Linked DNA regions of Homo sapiens: region 2 is linked to region 1. The links are chromatin loops, found by intact Hi-C in ENCODE. Cell type or tissue: chondrocyte. All regions are shown on one strand. Links, peaks and the distances in the headings refer to the core of each region. The heading gives the core; the rest is flanking DNA.

Region 1 (5,365 bases), core at 1-5,000:
CCATAAAAATACTGAATTCCTAGAAGAGCAACCATTCAAGATTTTACAAACCAGAAAGATAATAAAGCTCCAAAATGCTGAGAAACATTTGTACGTACAGCTGGTCCAGGATAGCCTGCGAGTCCTCCTACTGCTACTCCAGACTTGACATCATATGAATCATACTGGGGAGAATAGTTCTGTGGCAAGGAGACAAATAGATATGATCATTTTAACAGACAGTTCATAATTCTTTTAAAAAGCATTTAGAAGTGCATGCAACATCTACTGTCTACTGATAGGTTTTTGTGTGCCAAAAGATGTGGTATGTATTCACTAATTATCTTGTTTATCGTGTCTTTCTGTAGATTTAGACGTTAGATATCCTACAGAAGCATTTTCTTGTGGGATGCACAAATCTTTCCACTGTGTTCAATGTTAGTTCCCCCCAATTTTTCCTATTATGCGCTTACTTAAGCTATTATTTCTAAGCAGTAGCTACATCATTACAAACATAGGATCATAGGCTGTTTGAGGCCAAAAGAGTCTCGAGATCATATAATACACCTTCTCATTTTGAGCAAAAAAATGAAGTCAAATTATTTTTCAAACACTTAATGATACAAGTAAAATTCATATCCCCTGGATTCTGGTTAATATGACTAAAAGATTCACTCAAAAATAAACATCTCCATAGAAAATAAACCAAAAAATAGTAGAAAGGCTCATATGCTTATTAGATTTCTTTGAAGCTTTTTTTAAATTCTAAGTTCCAGGTCTAGAGTTAGGTTCTGTTTGGTTACTAGAATAAGAATAACTTAGACAATATACTTTGGTTCTTGTTGAATTGCTTTTTGAAATGCACTTTTTAACCTCACAAAAATTTGTGTAATATATTTTCTCGTTTCACCTAATTCCATGCAACAGAAATTTTGTCATATTTATTTGTTTGGTTGTTTTACCTGCAGATTTATTTGGCTGCCATGCTTCAGGAGAAGCAAGGTGTGCTCTGAAGTATTAGCAAGAGCAGTTTCATAGGCAGAAATAATCCTGTTCAATAGGAATACTAACAGTTCTTCAACTTCTTTTTGTCTAAACTTTTAGAGGCTTTGACATTGGTATTAGTAGGAGAATAAAGTATGGATACAGTACTAACTAAATTATTTAGGTTAATTTTTTTTGTTAAGTTCATAGTTCACTTCTTAAACATAATGTGTATGCTATATATCTGCTGAGAAATTAGCAAATTTTCCAAGGATATAGTAGCAATGACATTAGCATTATGAGGAAAAATGAATACTTATAAAGTACTTAGAATAGTGCCTAATACATAGAAGCACTAAATAAGGATTTATTAAATACACTGAATCAGAGAACAGATACAAAGAACTCATAATAGTGAGACGTAATATCGAGTAAAGAAAGAAGATGAACTAGATAGTTTTATGAGGGAATTTTTTAAGTACCGTAATTGTTATACCTGAGGACCAGTAGGGCATGATTCACAGATTCCAGGGGGGCCAGGAGAACCAGGGGACCCTGGTTGTCCTGGAATACCAGGGTCACCATTTCTCCCAGGAATACCAGGAGGGCCCTAAAAAAGAGATAAAAATAAATTAAATAGTGAAAAATCCTGGTGATTCACAATCATTATCAGATTGTTGTTTCTCTACTTTATAATATTAGGAAACAATATAAGTAATATATTTTCTTTATAACACATACTTTTTAATCAAAATCTTGTGAATAATTTAAGTATAATGTATTCCTTTGTATATTGACCTACACATTTTCTTTAAACTGATCATGGGGGTGAAGACATAATATGAAGTTTGGGAAATTGAAATCTTTACACGTACAATTATGGATTCTCAGTCTGTTGTTTGGTGCCATTATTCAAATATGTGGTAATGAAGAGAATGTATGATGAAAGCTCAAATCTAGAAAAAGCAAACTCTTACTAGAATTATCATTAGTATTAATTTTATTCTACTGAAGAATGTTTACTTACTGGATCTCCCTTGGGGCCTTGAGGTCCTTGACCATTAGGAGGGCGAGTAGGCTAATAAATGGAAAAGAAACAAGTTAAACAAGACACAGAATTTGCATATTATTTAGTAACCCAGATTCTAACCAATCCTTATCTTTAAATTGAAACGGTCACTTTTTACTCGTAATACAAACATGGCTATTTGATGAACATGACTTTCATTCCCTTTTAGGCTCCTATGATATAGGAGCTATTCATGTGTCTAAATATGAATATTGAAGATGTACAGTTTATCTTTAAACTCACAGCAGTTGGAGGCTGTGGGCAAACTGCACAACATTCTCCAAATGGAATTTCTGGGTTGGGGCAGTCTAATTCTTGATCGTCACATATTATGTCATCGCAGAGAACGGATCCTGAGTCACAGACACATATTTGGCATGGTTCTGGCTTCCAGACATCTCTATCCGCATAGGACTGACCAAGATGGGAACATCCTCCTTCAACAGCTGAAAAACAAGTTAGATGACGTGAAGTTTCCTTAGGTTTTGCTGAAAGGTGATTTTTGTTACTCTGTTAGGACTATTAACAATAGCCAAAGTTGAAAAGGTTTGAAACAAATAATTTCTTCCTTTCATTAGAAAATTATACTTGCCCTATGTAATTTGCTAAGTAGCAAGAAATTAATTAAAATATCATATCTGCTTGTTAACATAAAATTGGCACACCATAGTCAATTTTCCTTAAGACCAGCAGATATTTTAATTTCATTTATAGTAAGAATTAACATCAATGTATATCACACAAGCATTTAAACATTTATTTATTAAAGGAACATTGAAAATAAGCTCTTCTACCCAATTGCTATTCTTTGCCTTAACAGCAGATGGGAGCATTAAACTAAAGAGATGATTTTGTCACTAACTCTGAAGACTTTCTGGATTTTATCAACCTAGTTGAGAAATTCAGGGGAAAACTGAGCTAATCTTGGCAGCATAAAACTCTACCAGATTTTCCTGGGAAAGTTTTAACAGAACTTATTATGTGTATTGAATGTCACTGTTAGCTCTATTTGGCATTAGTAGCTCAACATGATATGACATAATATATTGTATATCCCATATGGATGTAAAGACATTTCCAAATCACCAAAAAGAAAAGAAAAAGATGTTTTTAAAATAAACATTGGCAAGGAATAAGTAAAAATAATAGGGAAAATATGAATCATAACCATCTGTATTTGTGGCTTAAAATGGTAAAAAAAATTGCTTCAACCAAAATTTTAGACTTGCTTCATAATTATATACAAGGTACTGAAATTTCAGCAGCTATTAACTATGAATCAGCTTAGGAATTGCCAAAACAAAACCTGGTCTCAATTCTTAAGGCATTAGCTGTGTATTGTGGTTAAATACAACTTTAGTTCTTGACAATTAGTATGATAGTTTGCCAGTAATTGAGTAAATAAATAATAAGTTTCTAAGCATCTGCAAAAATTTTTGCAAACAACAAATGATGTACTGTTCAGTAATTTATATTTTTGTGAGATGGTGAAATTTTTATTTTCTCAAAGCCAAGATATTTAAAATGTCTATTGAAAGAGGCCTGCTACCGAGTAGGCAAGTAGTTCAAAATTAGTTTTTGCCGCCTAGTGGTCAAGAGGCCTTTTAGTGGTCCTAAGATTTTTCCATCTGGGCACTACATGCAGCCACAAAAGATCACCTTTTCGAGGTCCCGTTGCTATATCATCTCTCTGTCTAGGGTAATAATAATTTAGGTTTGTGTTTAAATGAGTTGAAATGTTTAGCTGATTTAGTAAATGTTCACCAAAAAGAATTTCAAAACCTAGACTCTAGAAAGTACTGCAATTGCTTCCCCACCTCATTTCCATTTATGTGTTCTGATACAAATTTAATGATATTGTACAAGACACTTGATCTACTCAAGAAGTTTTAAAAATCCATTCTTTTTTATGTTACAATTTCTCAATGTAGTTTACAGCTAACGAAGGAAAGCTTCATTTTTTAATTGCAATTTTAAGTAGGCAAATAATTTGTTTATTTAGAAAATTTATTCTAATTCCTCCCCTATGTCTGAAACACATATATGAGAACATGGGATATATTTTCTATATACATTTCCTAAGCTTTTAAAACAGCATTTCTTAATTCTTAGTGAATATAAAAGCTGAATACCAAAATGCTTATCTCAGTGGAAATGAAGTAGGCCTATTTGAATGGTGTTACGGAAAATATATTTAATAGAAGAGCAAACAGTCATTTACACATTGGTGTGAAGAGTAATAACAGGTGAGTCTATGCATTAAACTCATTTTGTTCTCTAGACAGAACTGGCGTTTCATATTTAAGTACTAAGTTCACCAGTCTGCAGAAAAGGTCCGAAAATTTGGGTTTGGAAGATTGTGCAGTAAAATTACATGGAACACTGTAATTACATTGGTTCCTTTTCTCAAAATGAACCACTTAAAAATTTTCTCCAAATCAACTTTATATGAAATATTCCTACAGATTAGTTTCAGCCCAAGATTTTCCCATTAATAATGTGTATTTTAAGCCCTCCAGATCCATCCTCAAAAGCATTGTTAGATTGTACAGATGATTCTTTTAGCTCATTGCCTCTGGATCAGGCATATCTTTTCACACTTAATACAGCACGTGGATTATGAAAAACAGCCATTGAATACTAAAGGCATATTAAAGACAAATGAAGATAATAGTTAAAGCTAGGCTCAAACATTTCCTATTTTAAGTATCTTCTATATGTTCTTGATCTGCCTAGAAATTAACATAAATACTTTTCCCTCCTGTGTATTCATCCTCCTATGTTTATGTCTCATTAAGGGTGTCCTCACATCATTAGAAATACAGTACTTTCCATTTGTTCTGCTAATTATTAAATAAATGAGCACAATATTGACTTATTAAAATTGTAAATGAGTTTGTTAAAATTGGGTCAAATGCAATGTTATAAGTATTAACGTTGTTATTTAGCTTATTGTTTCTAAATTTTATTAGAAACATATTATAGTACTTTTTAAAACACGGAGGCCTCAATATAAAGATTATTTTAGTGCAATTTTAAAAATTATCATATTCTTAAAATATTTTTCTCTTCTCACCTGCACATGACAGTCAACATGGTGCATGTATGTTTTGTTTTACTTTAGAAAGTCATATTGTTTTAAGTAAAAAAAAGAGAGTTGGAATGTTTAAAAAATAAGAATTAATGCAACTTTATTTATTGCCATAACTTATTTCACATCCACTTGAAATAAATTTGGCTCTCCTGAGAAGTCAGTTCCTGTAAAAACTTGTGGCTGAAAATTAGCCCTTTCTCTGTTTTTCTACCTTAGTTACCTTTGCTGAAAAAAATAGT
Region 2 (5,396 bases), core at 105-5,104, 73 kb before region 1:
ATTTTGTAGATGAGGAAAATGGGGCATACAGATGTTAGATAACTTTCCCAAAGTCACACAGTTAATAGATTTGAACCCAGGTCATCTGCTTCCCAAGATGTGTTCTTAACCACTTTATATAAACAGTTATGGACAAATACTAACAATTTTATTCTGTCGTTTTCCTGGCTCATAGATTTATTTATTTTTCTTTGAATGATTCATTTGTTCATTTAATCATTTAATAAATATTTGCTGAACACTCTGTGTGCTTGCCTCTACAAAGCACTGGCCTGAACCAGCTGAACAAAATGGATTTGGACCTTGCTGTCCTTACAGTATAGTAGGATTCAGAGAGTATAGGACAATTACAATAATAGCATGCTCTAAATGCTATAATAAGGGAGGTACTATGTTTATGGAAACAAAAAAGATGCACCTAAATAAGACTTGGGGGTTTTAGGAAAGGTTTTCCAGACAAAGTAATATCTTTTATGAGATCTGAGAGATGAATGATGATAATGATGAAGGAGGGAAGATAGGAAAAACCTCCAGGAAATGAGACAAGCTTACAAATCAGAGTGGGTAATGTAATTTGGGGAAAATAGAAAGGGGGCTGCAGGGTGACTCAGGGGCCTGATTATGGAGGGCTTTAATTTGATTCTAATTTGTTCTTCATCATTAGAGTAATGGGAAGCTAAGGAAGAGTTTTTAGGCTGGGCACAGTGGCTCACACCTGTAATCCCAGCACTTTGGGAGACTGAGGCAGGTGAATCACTTGGCATCAGGAGTTCGAGACCAGCCTGGCCAACCGTCTGTACTAAAAATACAAAAATTACCTGGGCATGGTGGCACATGCCTGTATTCCCAGCTACTTGGGAGGCTGAGGCAGGAGAATCACTTTAATCCAGGAGGTGGAGGTTGCAGTGAGCCAAGATCATGCCACCATTGTACTCCAGCCTGGGTGATAGAGCGAGACAACGTCTCAAAAAAAAAAAAAAAAAAAAAAAAAACCAGAAAAGAAAAAAGAAGGGTTTTTAAGGAAGGAGTAATATGATAAGATTAGGGAGATCAGGCCACAGTGAGGACAGTCCATTTCGGAGAATAAGATTGGAGGCCTATTTGATAAAGTTATCTTTATCAAAGAAAGAAATTTCAAATTGACAAACTTTCTTTTATGTAAGAACAAACAAACTTTTAATTTAGACATGACTGCACTGGTTTGAATGCACAATACCTAGTAGAGTGCTTTGTCCATATTATAGGCTCAAGAAAGATTTACTTAATTGAGTAGAATTGGATTGGTTCTATTTAAAAGACCAACTCTTTAGCCCTTTTTATATAACTTTTCTTTATTTAAACTTTTTCATCTTCCATTAGTTTAAAAAAAGACATTTAGCATGTATTTTGTTGCCTCTAAAAAACTAATGCTCTATCTTTGTGAAATAGTACTTTGCATGTTCTCATTGCCAAAAATCAAACATTCAGGTATAATACAAAGTTTTTTGGAAAAATGTTTTCATCTAAAACATGTAATATTCCCTCATTTATAAAAATATACGTACTTTTCTTTCTTTAAATTGTTGGCTTATGCAGCCTTCTAATGGCACATTAATAGAAACTAGGTGTATGAACTGGAAAGTTTTCTGATAAATGCCTAAACTCAAAGCTCTTGTTCCATTAAAAAAAAAAAATGTGTTTATAGGGTGTTCCTGGAGATCCCGGAGCAGTTGGCCCGTTAGGACCTAGAGTAAGTATTTTAATCTTCATGATTAATGTTGTTTCCCACTGGCTTCAGTTTTAAAAGGTGTCTTTTAAAATCTTAAACTGGGATTTATTTTAACCTATAAATTCTTTGACTGGATAAAAATTAATTTTATGAGAAATATTTTGTGCTATGAAACTAGCATATCCTTACTTCAAATTTATTTCTTATCACTAAATTAGAAAATTGAGATTTAGTAATGTCTCATTTCTGAATTTTTCCGCAGTAGAAGCCATTTCTCAGAAACATTTTGACCTATTTTTAGATCAAGTATTGAGATTATTTGACATCCCAATTTTGTGCTAGGGAGAACGAGGAAATCCTGGGGAAAGAGGAGAACCTGGGATAACTGGACTCCCTGGTGAGAAGGGAATGGCTGGAGGACATGGTCCTGATGGCCCAAAAGTAAGTGTCATAGTGATCTCAGTGTTTTAAAATGCTTTAAAATTACTGCTTAATAAACGCATGATGGTGTGAGAATGCATTTGTCTTGTTTTTGAAAGATAATTTGATTATATCATTTTCTTCTTCCACAAATATTTAATGAGCGCTTACTAGGCTTTTTCCTTGCAACTAAAGTGTCAGCTAAAAAGAAGACTCTCTTCTTTGATGGGGATTGTAGTTTAGTGCACATGGTGATAGACTTCCATATACAAACACATTTCTAATGTTTATGTACATTTTATTAGTGGCTTCTATGAATAAACAGAGGAAAGAAATAGAAAATTACATAATTTATTAGGAGGCTTTTCTAATAATATGCTCCATTTTCCTTGTCTCAGGTTTCACAATTCTGCTTACTACATATGTGAAAATATGGAACTTTTAAAATCTGAAAATATAATGCATCATAAGGCAGAAATGTGTGCCATTTAGTGATTGGTAGAAAATAATGTGGCCAACTTCAGTATAAACAATTGAAGTAGAATTTTTCATGGTCATGTGACATGAGACCCCTTATTATTTTCAGGGTTTAGAGTGATTGATGCAGTCTACTACAATTTAGACACTATATTAGCCTGAAAACCAGGTTAATATCAAATATCAGTTTCATTAAAGAGAGAATGAAATATTTCTCTAAATGTAATGTCTTTCTTTCTTAATATATTCCATTATGTTGCCAACAGAGGGAAAAAAAGGCAACTCTATCCTTTTTATTTGAAATAGCGTTCAATTGCCTCTTAAGAGAAAAGTTAAAAATATAAAGCAGCAATCAAAAACAAAATCTGGTTTTTTTAATTTCAAAATATCAACTCACTCAGAGACAACTTTCTCAGATGAAAAATATAAGCACTAAGTTGAACTACATGAAATTGCTGACAACTACTTTTGACCCACTAAAAAGCAATTTCATTAGTTTAATCTTAATATTATTGGTATGGTCACTTAATGTTGGTTCATTTTAGGGCAGTCCAGGTCCATCTGGGACCCCTGGAGATACAGGCCCACCAGGTCTTCAAGGTATGCCGGGAGAAAGAGGAATTGCAGGAACTCCTGGCCCCAAGGGTGACAGAGTAAGTCCTTTTTTTTTTTTTTTTTTTTTCAGTTCATTTATTCAGACTTTCTGCTGAAAATGAAATGATTTCTTGAGCAGGCTTTTATTTCTACCATCCTGAGTCACTAGTCATTCATTTTTCATTCTTCTAATAAACATTTACTGAGAAAATGCACAGTGTGAGGCACCATCCCAGGCTCACCTGGATACGACTAGGAAAATGACAATTAGCCTTCACTCTCATGAAACTTACACACAAGTGTGGGAAAGAGACAATTAAATGAATCAATTGTATTTTGTGTGTTTTCCCAGGGTGGCATAGGAGAAAAAGGTGCTGAAGGCACAGCTGGAAATGATGGTGCAAGAGTAAGTGAAAGTATTCCTTTTCTAGCTGGGCTAGGAACCAACATTACAGTATCATATGAGTTTCCCTGAACCTTCCAAAATAAAGTCAGTCATGTTTCCTTGGTAGTCAGGAGTTGGAGAATAATGGCATGTGAGATCTGCTGTGATTCAACCACGGTTTATTCATTTTGCTTACCCTGAATTAAATGAAACTTAAATAAAAACATATTTATTGTGCCTATGAGATAAGTGCCTTAAGGGGATGGGGGCCCTCTTTATCTTTCTCTATCATCTTTTTATTTCATACACAAGGTTTATTTCTGTTAAAATGCTAATCTAGTGAGCTGGCCAATACTTCATTCCAGCATAGACAAGTAGAGCTTTGTGGAGTCACCAAAGTTGTGATAAATGTTTCTCAGTATATTGGATGTTGGGGTGAGAAATTTACTGCACAGTGAATCGTCATTAATGTTATCATTAATAAACAGTTTGAACAAGCAGAATGTCCAGAAGGATGGTCAACTGCAAAGCATTGTTTAATGTCATGTCAGAAATTGACATTTAACAAGCGTTAGGTCTTTGAAATTAGAATGCATTTACAATTCCAAGGACAATCAGACTCGAAGGACAATATATTTTCAGACATAAATGATTTCCTCATGTAAGAGTGGCTAGTCACAATGGCTTAAACATCCATCATTTTCTGGAATAGTACCTGATATTTGACTAATGATTTCTGTTTCAGTATGACATGGTTTGCTGTTAGTTGTCATGTGTGCCCTGGCAATTACAGTTGTAACATAATAAAAGAGAACTGCTATTTGGTTCTGCACATTGAGTCATTGTTAATACATTGGTTATAATAGCTTTAGATTAAGGAAATATAGTGAAATGTAGTAGAAAATTTTCATCTTAAGGGTAATTAGTCCTTTTTATGCAAATTTAATTAAGGATGCACCACTTCTTTTAACAAATTATGCACAAAAGATACACCTTGCCTTTTAGTTAAATCTAATATTTAATTTAATATTTCAAAAATAGTCAAGTAAATCTGGCATATTTTTAATATTTTACATCATGGATGTCCTGGAATGCATAAGTAGTGCAGTACTATTTATAGGAACGATGCATTGGCAGTTTGTTTTAAGGGAAAATCTAAAATACATATCAATTGTGCCTATGAACTAACTTTGAAATTGCAATGTGATAGGACCAGGATGTAAGCAATGACTGCTTTATTTTTAATGAGGACACTACATTGTTGCAGGAAAGAAGCAGAGCAAAGCACTTACTGCAATCTCATAGTAGGGAAAAAATGAATAACATGTTTTCTCTGTATAAAAAATCTATAAACATAAGTAATGAAGTGATATTTATATTTCATCAAATCCTTTAAAGAAGTATATTACATAAATTATTGGAATGATATCATTCCATTGTAGATCCAGAGACTATAAGAACACAGATTTCTTATGTTCTTGTCAAATCTATAAAATTAAAGTCATTTTTGTTCCTTAAGTTTCTTTAGTTGTACATACAGAAATTAAACGATGAAAGAATATTTGGGCTGCATATGAAGAGGCAAGACACAGTTATAAGATAGAGAACTTGTTTTAAAGAGGACTTCAATATTCCCACAGTTTCAAGTTTGTGATTACCTGTCAAGAAGACTCAGGTTGTGTCCCCATGTGTTAGCTGTACTGTCCTCTAAGTGTTAGCTCTCCTATGCCCATAAATCTCAAAGTAGCTGGGGTTTTAGGCTGTAAACTTTAGCTACTTTTCCTTTTCATCTCAAAAGAATGAAGAAAACTG

The links. Hi-C counts contacts between places; a loop is a spot of excess contacts. Peaks named below come from ENCODE experiments on the same cell type or tissue, not always from the same donor. Only the 100,000 strongest peaks of a DNase experiment are listed, where the experiment ranks them.
Region 2: a loop joins it to region 1, with 2.0 times the contacts of the local background. A loop is called at or near these places in 9 of 110 quality-filtered maps.

Annotation. Positions count from the first base shown.
Region 1 is chr2:188,981,873-188,987,237 of GRCh38, reverse strand. It overlaps COL3A1 (collagen type III alpha 1 chain), which reads right to left. Exons shown (of 51, transcript NM_000090.4): 2 at 2,276-2,478; 3 at 1,991-2,041; 4 at 1,460-1,573; 5 at 99-179. LOC105373791 (a long non-coding RNA gene) reads left to right here and starts at 2,419. Exons shown (of 3, transcript XR_007087614.1): 1 at 2,419-2,527. In chondrocyte, for the core only: CTCF peaks have their summits at 2,621, 2,834 and 3,622 (motif pointing left); no DNase peak of the experiment used is centred there.
Region 2 is chr2:189,055,182-189,060,577 of GRCh38, reverse strand. It overlaps COL5A2 (collagen type V alpha 2 chain), which reads left to right. Exons shown (of 54, transcript NM_000393.5): 32 at 1,685-1,729; 33 at 2,051-2,149; 34 at 3,151-3,258; 35 at 3,552-3,605. Among named protein-coding and RNA genes, the nearest start is that of MIR3606, 62 kb to the right of the region's middle. In chondrocyte, for the core only: no CTCF peak of the experiment used is centred there; no DNase peak of the experiment used is centred there.